Linked DNA regions of Homo sapiens: region 1 is linked to region 2. A link is an interaction called in ENCODE POLR2A ChIA-PET data of the cell type or tissue named here. Cell type or tissue: Caco-2. All regions are shown on one strand. Region 1 overlaps CHST3 (carbohydrate sulfotransferase 3). Region 2 overlaps ASCC1 (activating signal cointegrator 1 complex subunit 1).

Evidence for each region. ChIA-PET counts read pairs that join two places held together with the same protein. Peaks named below come from ENCODE experiments on the same cell type or tissue, not always from the same donor. Only the 100,000 strongest peaks of a DNase experiment are listed, where the experiment ranks them.
Region 1: POLR2A ChIA-PET joins it to region 2 with 12 read pairs; 2 of 35 experiments call an interaction of 5 or more read pairs at or near these places.

The regions. Positions count from the first base shown.
Region 1 is chr10:72,004,548-72,012,547 of GRCh38, reverse strand. It overlaps CHST3 (carbohydrate sulfotransferase 3), which reads right to left. Exons shown (of 3, transcript NM_004273.5): 2 at 6,566-6,812; 3 at 1-5,376. The coding sequence starts at 6,705. The coding sequence ends at 4,077. Among named protein-coding and RNA genes, the nearest start is that of CHST3, 44 kb to the right of the region's middle. In Caco-2, no CTCF peak of the experiment used is centred here; a DNase peak (open chromatin) is centred at 3,777.
Region 2 is chr10:72,104,934-72,112,933 of GRCh38, reverse strand. The region is part of intron 9 of ASCC1 (activating signal cointegrator 1 complex subunit 1); the gene reads left to right. Among named protein-coding and RNA genes, the nearest start is that of SPOCK2, 20 kb to the right of the region's middle. In Caco-2, no CTCF peak of the experiment used is centred here; no DNase peak of the experiment used is centred here.

The sequences.
Region 1 (8,000 bases), 100 kb after region 2:
GGACTGCCTTGAGGACACAGCCATCCAGTCTTCTGCTCCTGTCTTAGCAAGGGACAAGCCCTACAGTCAATTGGTCTCACCATGTTGCCCAGGCTGGTCTCCAACTCTTGGGCTCAAGCAATCCTCCCACCTTGGCCTCCCCAACTGCTGGGATTACAGGTATGAGCCACCGCACCTGGCCTCTACGGTCAATAGGCCCTAGTATAGGAGAGGATGACCCGGGGCTGGAAGACTTTAGGGTCAGGATATCTCCTCTACCACCCAGGCCAAGAATCAACCTTCTGGGAAGGACCTCCTGCTGAAGCTCCTTCCATTGCCAGACAGACAGATGGCAGAGATGGGAGGGAAAGATGTCGTGTGATGCCTGGTGCCCTCTGTTCTGTGGGGTTTGGTCAGCAGCTGCCCCACTACGCCAGCCTCTGGCAGTAGCTCCCAGGCTGAGGGTGCTAGCAGACCGGAAGTAAACTTGTTATTAAACATCTCTTTTCTGTTTATTTTCAAGTGCATGTATTGCAGAAGGACAAAAGCCTAAATTTGCTTTATGTTCCTCAGCTTTTGGAAAATAACTCGGTGACCACCTGCGGTGTATGTGACAGAGACTGGCTTCTATGCACATCTGGTCTTCTCTTTCCCTCTCTATGGGGACCTGAGAATCCTGCCCTCCACTAACTACTCCCAAGGACCCTCCAGGGCCCTCATCCATTCCTCAATTTATAAACAGGTCCCGAGGGGAAGATGGGAACAGGCAGAGTGGGGACAGCCTGTGAGCATTGGACGCTGCTGTGTCTCACCAAGGCCTGGAACGTTCTGAGCCATTTCTATATGCTGGGCCGCAGAACTCATCAACAAGAAAGAACATGAGTAAACACTCATTGCTGAATGGTCCCCTTGTGCTAGGGAGGCTGGCGGCCAGTGGAGAGAGGCCTCAGCTGCTCCCTCTGTCTCCGGGCAGGTGGGCACCTTGCAGGGGAAGGCTTCTGGCAGACAAGCTGGAACAGAGGAGAAGCCAGGGCTGGCCTCGCTGGAAAAAGAGGCCCGGCCACCAGTGCTTCCATCTTCTCCATCCCAGCTCCAAGCTGAAAATCATATCCACATGGGTGACTCCAACCATATCCATAACGTTTCAAGCCAATAGTCACACCACACTGTCCTTCCCCAAACCCCAAGGGTTCCCAGAGCATCGCTGAGCCCCAGGGGAATACACTTCCAGGAAACATCCACGCGCTTGTGACCTGTCTCAAACACCCGGGCAGAGGTAATACAGCAGCAAGGGCCCTGATGTAGCATCTCAGATCAACAAGAGAGAAACCAAGGGATCTCAGATCTTAAACAACGTCCTGGGGCCATCGTGGTGCTGGCGCTCCAGCTCATTCTCCTCTTGTGTTCTGAATCGTCTTCTGGTGTCCATGCATGAACGGAGTGTGTGAATGGTTTCTATTGTTATTTTGTCTTTCTTGATTTGGGTACAGCTTTGAGTCCCTGCAGATAATAAGGTATTTTCTGTCTCTTCTTTTCAAAAAATAAATAAATTAAGTCAACCTGCAGTGTGCACATTGTCAATGTCCTGAGAAGTCCCAAAGGCCCATTCTTGGTACCATCCTCAGAGGGCGGAGTGGGAGGTCTTGGCCCAGAGTAAGAAGGAGGGATAAAGTCTACTGTCCACATTAGCAGGGCCCCTAGGAAGAGCCTTGGATGGAGGTGGCTGCCCCCTCCCCAGTCCCAGCCCCTCCGACCTCCACATGGGGAACAGAGGAGGGAGCAGTGGGGAGGCTGGGGAAGAACGGCCAGCACTTCTGGGCCTGCCAGAAACATCCTGGCCCCACGGTCATGTTTTCAGAGCTGGTGTTCCTTTGAACTCCAAATTAGAACCATGTCTCTGCACAACTTACTCTTGGACTCTAAAACCAAGAGTGTTGGGGTGTTCAGGCAAAATAGCAAAAGAAAAGAAAATAAAAAAAACCCAAGAGTGGAGACCTCCTTGAATGACTGGAGTCCACAGTGACAGAGACCCAGCAGCTCAAATAGGCTGATTATAGCGAATCCCATGAGATGGTTACTGGCCTCACCTTCTCCAATGGTGGCTTCCTGCCAGGACACACTCTTCCCTCCCCCATGGCAATGTTGGACTCAGATCCTGTACTTCCATGGTGTCCATATTACTCAACCCAAAATGCAGCCCTCTGGGTTTACAATGGGCCGTATCTGACAGAGAAATTGTCCAGGAAACCAGAAGCAGAGCTGGGCAGCCCTCGGCAAACCCTTGCAGCTCCTTGTAAGCTCTGGATACTGAGTTCTGCTCCTGGGTTTGAGGTGGGAGTGGGGAAGGCCTTCTACTCTGGGTACACTTGTCGCTTGTCATGAGGCCCCTGCCCACCCAGGAAACATGTTAGGGCCTGTGAGGGATTTTCAAATCCAGCTTCTTCTCAGGGAGGGGCGAGGGCTGCAAATCTCTGCTGCTCTGGACACTAGGCAAGAACGCTGGTGGCTTTGAGATTCATCCCACATGGGGTTCAAACAGAAAAGCCCATAGGGCACTGTGGCCTGCCACGTGGCCACCTCTCCTCGTTCCTCCTGGGGAAGGCTCCTCCTCCTGTCCTCTCCCTCTGCCAGGAGCCAAGTGCTCCCTGCTGGTTTTCCCCAGCCTCCCTCAAGCCCTCAGGCCTCCACTGCTTGGAAGAGGCGCTCCTACAGAAACAAAAGCAAAAACACAGCCATGAAACAAGAAAGACACCAAGCCATAAATAAAAGCCCGAAACAAAACACCCAGCACATCCTGCGTTAAGCAATACTCTTCCCAGGGCCCTAAGGAGGAATTCCAGGCACTGGCTGTAACCACAGCAACCAACTGGCTGACTCCTGTCCACGAGGGAGAAGGCGGGCTTCTCAGGGGAGGGGGGGCATCCTGGTGGGACTTCTCCCCCACGGGCACTCTGTACTTTCCTCTTGGCCCTACCCCAGATGAGGCCTGGCTGGAAATGGAAGGCCCCGTGAGCTGCCTTTTGCCTCCAGGGACCACAGCTGCTTCTGCCTGCCAGGCCTGAGGCAGCCTTCAAATATGGACATGTTCGGGAGCCAGCCAAGCTAGACGGGGCCTTTGGCTGCACCATTTCAAAACATCCTGCCTGCCAGCCGCAAGGATGTGGATGGGTCAGAGGAGGTAGCCATGAGAATCTAAGGCGGGCAGGGGCTTTGAACGCTGCAGTTCTGAATCCACTGTTCAGTCCAAACCCGGCCAGGGAACTGTGTCATGTCATGGCCCTTTAACGCGTTTCTTTCCCCTGCCCTGCCCTCGAAATAATCCTACAAATGTTAAGCACAGGCTCCTCTGAGGTGTGTCATACAGAAAAACCCTGTGGGCATAAGCAGCGAGGAAGCTTGTCTGCATAGATGTGTGTGCACTTGTGCCTTTATGATGCTTGTCTATGTATGGTGTACATGTATGTATGTCTATACGCATGTGTGTGTTTTGCAGCTCTATAAGGGGCCCATATTCATCAGTAACCAGCACAGCCAACCCATTCATGAAAACGCTGAATCGCTCTGTACTAGTTGGTAAACAGCCACTGTCACCTCAAACGAGCCTCAAATGCCACCTTTGACACCCACGGCTGTCCTAGCCCCTCCTCCAAGGACCCACCCAGATTCCAGACTTCACCATCCAGACAAGAAACGGTTAACACCAAATAAAGCAGGAGGTCTGACTGTCACTGGTCAGAGCCTTGCCCCTTCTGATTGTTAAATATTTGGACTCTGGCCTGCAGGGTCTCCAGGCACGAATGTATGTTTCTGTGTGTGTGAGATCGAAGCTTGCCAACAGGCCCGGGCCTGCCTAGGCCTGCTCAGGAGGCTGCAACCCGTTGGGTCTGGGTGTGATGGCCCTCAAGGGGACCGGGCACTGTCCTGTTCTCCGCAATTAACCCTGGGGCCGCCGCTTTGGCTGGAGCGCTGGCTGGGGGCCCTACTGCTACAGGAGGCGCTGCCCGCTCATGGCGCTGTGCACCCGCCCTCTGCGAGGGCTGCGGCAGAAAGACGGGGCAGGCCTTTCACGAGGAGGGGCATACGGGGCCCCGGCCCCCCTACGTGACCCAGAAGGTGCCCCTCTCCTCCAGCAGGCTGACTGAGCGGTTGGTGAGGGCGGCGGCGTCCCGCGCCAGTTTGTAGCCGAAGAGGCGCATGGCAGGGCCGCAGGCGGCCTGCACCACCTGGGCCAGCTTGAAGGGCATGCTGAAGCGCCACTTCTCGAACTGCTCCGAGGAGTTCTTCTGCGTGGAGTAGATGCCGCTGCCGTCGTGGGCCGCCTGCGTGTTCTTTTGGATCCAGTCTTCCACCTGCGGGGTCAGGGGGATGCCGGCGAAGCGGTACATCTCGCGGGCCTTCTGCAGCGGCCCGCGTGCCACGTCCTCGTAGCGCACCAGCATGTAGCGGCCCCGCAGCCAGGCGGGCTGCCGCAGCCCCAGCTCCGCGGACAGGCGGATGCTCTCGCAGTTGCCCCGCAGCCGCTGCACCTCCTCTTCCCTCAGGCCGTCCTGGCCCTCGTCGTCCAGCCACTTCTTCCAGGTCTTATACTTGCCGGCGAAGGCCACCATGCGCGAGGCCAGCACGGCCCGGGGGTCGCGCACCAGCTGGATGACGCGCAGGTCCAGGCGGGGGTCCTCGGCCAGCGGCTGCAGGAACTCCAGCTGCCGGATGCGCACCGCCTTGAGGGCCATGTGCTCCTTGCGGCGGCAGGCCTCTGCGGCCAGCGTCACGTTGAGGGGGCCGCAGCGGCGGTTCTTGCAGTGGTACTTCTCGAAGACCTTCTTGACGAAGGGCGTACAGACGGGGTCCTCGCACAGGGAGCGGCTGGAGCCCCGGCGGAACATGAACTGAGTCAGGTGGTCCTCGGGCAGCGGCGTGATGAAGTGCTCCAGCACGTACAGGTCGCACAGGAAGAGCTGCTTGAGCACGTCGCGGTACACCAGGGCCGAGCCCGCGGCGTTGGCGCCCCCCGGCTCGAAGGACACTGTGCGCTCGATGTGCCACAGCGGCTCGAAGAGGTAGAAGATGTTGCCCTGCTGGTTGAAGAACTCGCCCACGAACGAGGAGCCGGTGCGCGTGGTGGCCATGAGCAGCACGTGGCGCCGGGGCCCCGCCACGGCCGGTCTGGGCGGCTCCTCCTCCTTTCTCTGCTCTTCCTCTTCCTCCCCTGCGGCCTCCATGGCTGGCTCCACGCCCAGCTGCAAGCTGAGGTTGCGGAGACGGCTCTGAAGCTGGGAGAAGGCTGAATCGAGCTCGCTCAGGGACAAGAGAGATGCGTTCTCAGCTAAGATCAGGGCTGGGTCGGTGCTGTTGGCATCTGCTAGAGCTTGGGGAATCTGCTTCAGCTTGTCTGAGACCCTGTGAGGACAAAGAAGATCAGGGTCAGTGGCTGACTGGGGACCCCGTCTCCTGGGCAACCCTAAGCAGTCCTCCAAGCAGATCACCAAAACCTGTCTCAGTTGGGTTTCCCCAAAAGCAGACGTTGAGGCAAGGATTTGTGTTTAAGTAAGTTTATTTGGGACATGATCACAGGAAGTACTGGATGGGGAAGTGAGGCAGGGGAGGAAAGAGGTGCATGATGGATGTGCTGCTAGGAGCAGGTGTGGGCATCGGAGGCTTAGTCTGATGGGGATCTGGGGGGGACAGTTACTCCCTAGTACTTCCGGCTTGCCAGTGTGCCAGTGGAGAGAAAGCTCTCAGGTGCAGAGCTGTAGGGGCTTGCAGTAGAACCCAATAGGCACAAGCTAGAACGGTCCTTGCTCAGTGACCCAAGGGGGGGGATTGACGGTGTCCACTATATTGCCCAATCCCTGACCCACCCATCTTAGCTAATGCTTTCTTGCAGGGCTTGTGCCTGGGAGGAGAACAGGCTAAGAAATCTTTCTACATCTAACAGGCCCACTGCACATAGCTGTATGCTGCCAATTCAAAGGGGTAAAGGGGCGTTCCCAGATTAGCCTATTTGAGGGACATGCCCCTGGAGTTGAGCAGTACACAACTTGGCAGCTGCACATTGGCAGCCTTGCCCATCAGAGTATCCATACTAGGACCTTGCCTTTCCATGGGCTCAGTGACATCAAGACTTCTATAGGGGATGTGCTGCTAATGCAAGGCCAGGAGGTAAATTAACAGTAATAGTCACAGCCAGCAAATACTGGACACCAACTATGTGCCAGGCAGTGGGCTAAATGCTTTTACATTTTCTCATTTAATCTTTACAACAATGCTGGTCCCATTATTAGCCATGTTTTACAAAAGAGGAACCGAAGACTCAGAAATGTTAAGTATCTTGTCTAACCTTTCACAGCTGTAGAGGGCCAACATGGGGGGGCTCCAACCCAGGCTGTTTGAGTCCAGAGCCCAAGTCTCACCCCTGTGCAGTCATGAGGACGTGTGCAGGAGCCACTGCCTGGGACATAGAAGGGGCCTGGGGATGGCTCGTTGAAGGAATGCATTTGCAGGTCCACAGAGAGCCCTGCAGTTACCTCCCTGTCCCCACCCACCCCACCTTGAAAGGAAGATGAAGACTTGGGCTTGCAACCCTCACCTTGATATGATTTTATTTTCCTTTTCGATGAAGACAAAAACTATCACCACAAAAACCAAGAAAAGGGCGTATTTGCTTCTCATCTTCAGGCTGTGCACAAAGTCCCGGCAGTCCTGGGGCAAAGTGAGTCCTTTCTCCATGGGGAAAGGTGGGGCCGTGGGGGCTCCTCGGGCCAGCCTTGGACACTCAGCTGAGGGGCATCACTCAGGACCCAGCTTGCCGTCTTCAGGTGGGGGACACCCTTGTCCTGCGGAGAGACAGGTGGTCAGAACACCCTTGTCTGTACACGAGGAATGCAGAGGATGTCTCTCCACCAGACTTTTGAGGATCTCGGCCCTGGTTAGCAGCCAGGACCCCAGACCCACTCTCCAGACAGACTGTGCCCCAGAGACACTGAAGGTCTCTTTAATAGGTCATTTAAAATGCTAATGAACCATCGGGTTCATCCATCCCACCTCCATCAGTTTCTCCCTTGACCTCACACATCAAAGGCCTGTGCACGGAAAAGAATAACCTTTGTAGCATAAATGTTTATAATAGCAAAAAGAGTGCAAACACCTAAATGAAAATGGTGGAGCATCCAGGTAATGGATTTTTATGTGGCCACAAAGAATAATGAGGTGGATGTATAAATGTGAATGATCCAGAAAATACATGAGAACACACACACACACACACACAGACACACACACACACACAAAGGTGCAGACCCTGTGCTTATGCAGGACGGGGCTTCCCAACCTCAGCACTGTTGACATTTTCCACCAGGTAAGTGGGGACTGTCCTGTGAATTATAGAATGTTTGACAGCAGTCTTGGCCTCTACCCACTAATTGCCAATAATTGTTTGTTTGTTTTTGAGACAGGGTCTCACTATGTTGCCCAGGCTGGAGTGCAGTGGCACGATCATAGTTTACTGCAGCCTCAACCTCCCAGGCTCAATTGATCCTCCCACCTCAGCCCCCTTAGTCACCACAAGTGCACACCACCACACCCAGCTAATTTTTAAAATTTTTTGTAGAGATGGGGTCTTGCCATGTTGCCCAGCCTGGTCTTGAACTCCTGAGTGCAAGCAATCCACCTGCCTCGGCCTCCCAAAGTGCTGGGATTATAGGCACGAGCCACCACGCCTGGCCCCCACTGCTCATCTGTAACCATCAAATATCTCCAGACATTGCTAAGTGTCTCCTGGGGTGGGAAGGTGGGGGGTGACAAATCATCCAAGGTGGAGAGACTCCGATGTAGCAAGCTCCCATTCAGAAACAAATGCCGGGAAGAAAATATAGATGCGGGATACAAATGGACTCTGGCTGCAGGAAAACGCAAGGCCTGGTAACAATGGCTGCATCTAGAAGGTGGACAGGTAGGTGGAGAGAGAAGGTGGAGTGAGGCTTATGTTTGCTATGTAACACTGTGCCTTGTTACACATTTTACCA
Region 2 (8,000 bases):
GTGGGTCACTTTGGGTCCATTGTATGTTGGGGTTTTTTTTTTTTTTTTTTTTTTTGGAGGCAGAGTCTAGCTCTGTTGCCCAGGCTGGGGTGCAGTGGAGGATCTCGGCTCACTGCAGCCTCCACCACTTGGGTTCAAGTGATTCTCGTGCTTCAGCCTCCTGAGTAGTTGGGATTACAGGCGTGTGCCACCATGCCTGGCAAATTTTTGTATTTTTAGTAGAGATGGGGTTTCATGTTGGCCTGGCTGGTCTTGAACTACTGACCTCAAGTGATCCACCCACCTGGGCCTCCCAAAGTGATGTGCTTACAGGTGTGAGCCACTGCACCCGGCCGTTGTTTTTTTAAATTGTGGTAAAATATACATAAGATTGGCTATTTTAACCATTTTTAAGTGTACAATTCAGTGGCATTAAGTACATTCATGTTGTTACGCGACCATCATCACTATCCATCTCCAGAACTTTTTCATCATTCCAAATTAAAACTCATTTTAATGAACAACTCCCCATTTCCCCTTCTCCTTGGTAACCACCACTCCAGTTTCTGTCTCTATGAATTTGACTACTCTAGGTACCTCATGTAAGTGGAATTGTACATTTGTCCTTTTGTGTCCAGTTTATTTCACTCAGCATAATGTTTTCAAGGTTCACCTATGTTGTAGCATATGTCAGAATTTCATTCCTTATTAAGGCTGAATATTATTCCATTGTACATATATTCTGCATTGTGTGTTTTTAGCTACAGTATAAACAAACCAGTAGCAGAATATAAATCTGGACCCAGAGATGGTGACAGGGCACTGTCCTCTTTGAAGCAGCCCTTTGTTAGAGACCAGACCAAATAAAACCGTTTTAGTTTCGGGGGCTTTGTATCAACAATGGCTAAGTGTTATTCCAAATGTTAGAGGACACTGGTGGAAAGAGGTAAAAGAAACAAGAGTGAAGCTCACTATGCTATGAAGCTGTGATGTCTTCTTAAAAAATGATGCTTGGCCTGGCGTGGTGGCTCACGCCTGTAATCCCAGCACTTTGGGAGGCCGAGGCGGGAGGATCACGAGGTCAGGAGATCGAGACCATCCTGGCTAACACAGTGAAACCCCGTCTCTACTAAAAATACAAAAAAATTAGCCGGGCGTGGTGGCAGGCACCTGTAGTCCCAGCTACTCGGGAGGCTGAGGCAGGAGAATGGCATGAACCCGGGAGGTGGAGCTTGCAGTGAGCCAAGATCGCACCATTGCACTCCAGCCTGGGCTACAGTGAGAGACTCCGTTTCCAAAAAAAAAAGATGCTGTCTTCCCCATATCCGAGGGATGAAACAATTTTAGAATTAATACTCAAATGTGAACATTATTATTACAAATTAAAAGCGAGAAAATGGTATAATCAGAAATTCAATTCAGAGTTTATTCTCTCAGTTGTAGGTTAAAACTTTGAATTTTTTTTTTTGAGATAGGGTCTTGCTCTGTCACCCAAGGCTGGAGTGTAGTGGCATCATCTTGGCTTACTGCAGCCTCAGTCTCCCAGGCTTAAGTGATCCTCCCACTTCAGCCTCCTGAGTAGATGGGACTACAGGCGTGTGCTGCCACACCCAACTAATTTTTGTATTTTTTTGTAGAGATGTCTTGCCATGTTGCCCAGGCTGGTCTTGAACTCCTGGGCTCAAATGATCCACCCACCTTGGCCCCGCAAAGTGCTGGGATTACAGGCATGAGCCACCACGCCTGGCCTGATACCAATTTCTTAAATTGTAGTGGCCTTATGACTGTGACATGCACGGAGATGATAACCCTCTCTCTCTTCCAAAGCATTTTGCTTATTTGACATCTAGCCCACACCTTTGCAGAGGGGAAGGAGGGCCATCTGAATTAGATTATAGAAAAGTGTGTGTTAGAGTCTATAAAGTTACAGTGGTGCTACTCAAGGCATGTTTCCTTTGGTTCTGACAGAGGATGCAGTATTTCATGTCTTCCCGTCTAATGAGGTAACTTAGTTGAAAATAACTTAGTTGATAACATGTGGCAGCCTCTCTCCCCTCTTCCAGGGAGCCAATCCAAGGCCAGCCATTATTTGGATAGCTGTTATTTATATGCATGTGTACTCTTTGCATTGTCTGATGTTGCCTAGAGACATCTGATTTGCTTTTTTTGAGACGGAGTCTCGCTGTATCACCCAGACTGGAGTGCAATGGCGTGATCTCAGCTCACTGCAACCTCCGCCTCCCGGGTTCAAGCGATTCTCCTGCCTCAGCCTCCTGAGTAGCTGGGATTACAGGCACGTGCCACCACGCCCAGCTGATTTTTGTATTTTTAGTAGAGACGGGGTTTCACCATGTTGGTTAGGCTGGTCTCGAACTCCTGACCTCATGATCCACCCACCTCGGCCTCCCAAAGTGCTAGGATTACAGGCATGGGCCACTGCGCCCGGCCTGATTTGCTCTTTAACTTCTGGATGCTGCCTTGTTGGTGGAGAAGTTGGAGTGGAGATGGCCTGAGGCTGGTGACTGGTTTCCTCCATGCTGCTCCTGAATCTGTTGCCTTGGCACAATAGTCAGCCACTTTGTGCCCAGCCTCCCAAAAGCCGGGGGCCAGGAAGAAATGTCCCTGTTGCTGTCCCCTGTGTACTCCCCTCTAAGGATTCATTTCTGCTGACTTGCTCTTCCTTTCTACTGTGTAATACGGAGACCAAACATTTATCTTCTGTTGCATTTGTTTGAGGGACCATTATGAATAATACCTGAGGGAAGATGACCACACCAGAAATAAGAGCATTAAGAAGAGGTATTTTTCTAAGGGAGAGAATTTATCTGCAGAAACATCATCTAGATTAGTTCTGAAAGGGCACCTGCCCTTAGGGTTGCTAGTCACAGGCTTGAAGAGTCTCTGCTAGCCATCAGCCCCAGGGGCAGTTTTGTCAGGTAAAGCAGTAATACCCATGCCCTGTGGCAAGGCTTCTTTGGGAAGAAATAATGCAGCAAATTGAACTTTCACCTCTCATCTCTGAGGCTAATTCTGTGACGTAATGTGGAAACGGGCGGAGTGTGCCTAGCCTGTGCCGAGATTAGGCGGAGATTAGGTGTGGGTTCTCCAGCCGGGTCAGCGTAGCCTCTTTTCTCCTCTACCTCCTACCCCTACTCATATTATTTTCTTACTATTTTTCAAAATTGAAAGACTGCAGAGAGGGGAAATCCCTTGGCATTTTGAATTTTGAGGTGCTCAGCAGAACTGCCTGGCATCCTGTTTGTATATAGCGGTTTTAATTCATCCTCTAATAGGTCATTTGGCCTTACCAGCAGTCTTAAACTTGATAATCCTTACATCAGCAGTGAGCCTCAGGCCAAATTCCCAAAGTGCATCCCTGAGTGATTATTTGAAGGAAGTTTTCAAGCCTTCCCTCCCTGGCTCTGTTTGTCTGCCTTCTGCCAGCACATCCTTAGGTCAGGCTAATGCTCATTTGAGCATTCCTCTTGCTCACTGCAGCAAGACAGGCAGGTGATTTGAGAGCAGGATGAGTGAGGGGAAGTTGCTGTTCCCATTCTGTGCAAGGAATGCCATCTCAGTCAGTGGAGAGGGGACTTGGGCTCTGGGGACACACAAGCCTTTTGGTACTATTTTAATGGAGACAAAAACAGGAGTGGCCTGCTGATGGGTTGAAAAATCACAGCTGTTCTACTGACTTAACAGCCTTTTTGCTGCTCTCCTAATAGAGGCCACGATGTTGATAAGAATTGCTCCTCCCACAGACTGCCCTTGACCTTTCTCCTTGGATCTGAGGTGCCCCAGGCCTTCTGGAAGGGCATTATGTCCTCTCTTTTATTGGCTATTATTAGCTACTATAATATTATTGGCTCTCACACCACTGATCACTGCAGTCTGATGTTTCAGATTAAAAGTGGCATCTTGGGCAGAGTTAAGCTGTGTTTGGAGATGACTCTAGGATAGTCACTACCTGCCACCCTCATTGTCTTTTATTCTGAAGTAGATGTTCCTATTTTGGTCTTTAAAAATATTACAGCCCTATGAGACCAGATAATGACTGTAGAGCCTGTAAGCTGTCAGAGTACCTGATAAACCTTCTTCCTTTTTTCTTTTAAGGATACTCTGCATTTTGGTTCCTGCAGTGATGCATTAGAGATTATAGTCAGTGAGTGACAATAATAATCAGAGCTCAAAATTTCATCTTATAATTTATCTTTAACTGCAGAACATCTTTGTAAAGGATCATCCCTGTTTAAAGATGGAGAAATTGGGGGAGGGAGTGGGTCTGTAGTCATTGATAATGTCGACCAGCAATAATGGAAAGGATCAGAACTCAGTTTTTAAAAGTTTATTCAAGTGAAAAGCTGGGAATGGCCATTTGGGAAACAGGGACTTCACAGAAATGAGGTCAGTGCTTAAAGTTAAAAGTTAAGGTCCTGCTTATATAGGCAGAAAACAAATTTAGTAGGATTATAACATTTTCTATACAAGGTTGGTTTATGAGCTATAATTTAGTTAATTACAGTTTGTTTTCTTTTCTGTACAGCTTGTTTTCACTTCCTTTCCAACTTAGGAGTGTAGGACCTGGCATGGTGGCTCACGCCTGTAATCTCAGCAGTTTGGGAGGTGGAGGTAGGAGGATCACTTGAGCCCAGGAGTTTGAGACCAGCCTGGGCAACATGGAAAAACCCTGTCTCTATAAAAAATGCAAAAATTAGCCAGGCATGGTGGCATGCACCTGTAGTCTCAGCTACTCAGGAGACTGAGGAGGGAGGATCTCTTGCGCCTGGGAGGTGGAGGCTGCAGTGAGCTGTGATCACGCCACTGCACTCCAGCCTGGCTGACAGAGTAAGACCTTGTTTCAAAAAAAAAAAAAAAAAAGAAAAAGAAAAAGAAAAAGAAAGTATTTAACATACCATCCTAGATGATGTGATAGTCTTTTAAGTCTTTGTATGAGAAATGTAAGAGGGAAGTTTAATCAAAATGAAGATCAACAGTTAAAAGGGAAGGGATCTTCTCTGGCACTGTTTATTCATTTACAACCATTTACAAAACAGTGTAGGTGAGGAAAAAGGCTAATCTATAATCAGAAAAACAACAGTTACAGCTGCCCAGGTTACAGATACAAGTTTAAGTGACTCACATAATCACATTCCCTTAAGCCTTACAATATGTTAAGATTCCAACAGCTTAGATTTTGAATTACTTATTTTCACAATAGGAAAGCATTAAAAACGTCTAGTCTGCCCAAGAAACTTTTTGTGCCCTTTCTTCAGTAGAAAAGAAATATCAATTTTTTTGTACCTAGGTGAAGGTATGTGTGTCTGTGTGTAGAGGAGCATGACTTACCTTAGGGTAAACAGACTCAATTACATTCTTCTGTGATGATGTTTAGAAAGAATCCACTTGGGCACAGCCCATGTGAGTATTTTTAAAGTAGATGGAAGGTTTTTTTTGACCCCGGATGTGGTGGATCTCCATTTCCTTCTTGCCTCTTCCTACCTCCCACATTTGGTCTCCTCAGAAGTAATCTCACAGGTGGCCCAGAAGACAAATGCACGGTATTTGGCAGAAACTCAGAATTTTTTTTTTTTAGGTTTGAGGAATTTTAATAAACATAACTTTGAAACAAAATTTATTTTTTTGGGGGGGGGGTAACTTATTTGTGAACTTAATTCTTTTTGATGACTTAACTCCCAATAAAGTGATCTTAATTCTGAGTGAGATTAGTAACATGACATACGAAGAACCTTGATTTTTTTTTTTTCAAAATCGATTATATTTTTAGTCTGGTATTTGTATCTTTCTGTTTGCTCCCTGAAGTCATACTAGTCCTGTACCTACATGCCTCTTTTATGAGGAATGCATCTGAAATATACCATTATTTGTTTTGATGTTTTGCAATTGGGATCTTCCAAGGGCTGTGATGATAGCTTTTCACATCATTTGCTCCTCATTCTTTGCTATCTGGTTGTATATGCACAGCCTAAGGATGGACCTGCTTCCCCACTTGGCATTCTTTGGTACATATTTGTTATTGGAATTGAGAGGCCCATACACACTGCCTTGTGGACGTGGCCTTCCACTGGCCTGTATCCTAGGCCTCATCCCAGGAACTCTTAAATTTCTCTGACAGTATTAGTGGTCCTAGCTTGTCCCTGTTTCTTATATAAATGGGGATAATAATGCTCAGCTCTGGTTTATATCATAGCAATTTTTTTGGAGTTAATGAGCTGGGCTTTGTAAGACACTTTTAGATCCTTAGATGAAAGGTGTTATTTAACCACAGCAAGGCTTCATACTGGGAGTGCCTTCCCAAAGAGCTCAAAGTACTTGTCAGCCTGTCTTCTGTTCATACCATCCCTCATAGGGAGGTAGGTGGTTAAGTGTTATTATTAAGTACAAAATAGTGTTACTACTTTTATCTATAAACGGGATAATTGTGAGAAATAGAAGTTGGTAAACAGGCTGTGGAAGAAAAACACTGGGAAAACCTCAAAGTAGCATGCATTTGCTATTCCTATTCACTCTGCTTTGAGTTTCAAAAGTCTGATTGCCATACATGAGAACAATAGCATCCTTTCTTAGAGAGAAATATGACCTAGAACATCCTTCTAAATACTTGAATTAATTGAACCCCCTGTACTTACTTTCAGTTGCATCAGATTATATTCTAAAGGTTGGTTTATCTCATGTGTGTCAAGAATGATTATAAATAGCGTAAGACTTGAATATTTTGAATTTTCATTTTTAACTTCAAAACTGAATTTCTTCTTATTCAAGTAGTATTGAGACAGCAAATAGTTCACCGAGGCCACCAGCACAAGAAGTAGATTTTCTTAAAAGAGGGATCTTGGAAGAGAGTAACCACAGCTTTGTCTAAGATTGAAGAAAAGAGCGAGCCTCATTTGGGAAAGCCAAGTGAGCAGGGATCCCCAGCAGATTGTCACTGTGCTGTTGCGGACTGGCCATTTATTCGGTTCTATAGCCCGAGGTCACAGATATAAGAAAAGGCCCCTCTCCACCCTCCTCCCCACCTCTGTTTGAGATTGCCAGTTTCATTTTGGCAGCCTTGTTGCATTTGGAGTTATTTCTGGTCTTTGATGGCTGTGTCACAGGGCAATGGGGAAGGAGTAGAAGCTTTGAAACGAATGCAAGGAAAAATAACCACAGTGAGCCCTTAAATCTTGCTATTTGTTTTCTTTCAGTGTATACCACAACATTACCAGAAATCAATAATTCCCTTTGTGTTCTCCCTAGGAAAGAAACATGTACAAACTGAAAATGGTAGGCTTCACAGATCATGTGAGCAGGGGACAGCAGGATGGTTGGATTTTATCTTGCCATTGTTTGTCAGGGAAAACCTTGATTTTGACCAAAAACCTTTCATCAAAGGTCTACATTTCTCTCTTTACTTGGTGATAGGAAAAGTTTGTTTAATTTTCTAAAGATATTATTGATGCAGGATTTTTCTTGACCTCTTCGTCAGACTTGTGACGGGGGTGCCCCATTTATTTGGCTCTCTGTGCTCAACCCCTTGTGGGAGGGAGCACGTGAGCAAGTGAGTATGGGATCTGGCTGGCCATTTTGGGTGCTGGCAGAAGCAGGCTCTGTGTGGGCCCCGTGGCAGTGTCTAGGTGAGGGTGCCAGCGATCCCCAAAGCCCCAGAGGGCATGTTAGAATGTTCTCTTTGTCCCGCTGTCTGTGGACAGCAGCGTGTGATCAGCTCAGTGGTACCCTTGCCTCGTCATGTGGGGTGGCTGCCCTCTGCCACTGAGGGCAAAGGGCCAGTGTGACAGCCTTTTCTGGGTACCCGCACCCAATGGGTCCTGAACTCTTGTCTGGCATCCAAGAAGAATGAGGTTGCCCAGACACTTGAAGGATGTTGAAGGCAGAGAATTTTATTAAGTGATGGAAATGGCTCTCAGCAGACATGGGAGCTGGAGAAGGGACGGGATGGGCAAGTAATCTTACCCCAAAGTCTGCCTGTTTCTGGCTGGCTCTTCCCGGAAGTCAAGCCATCT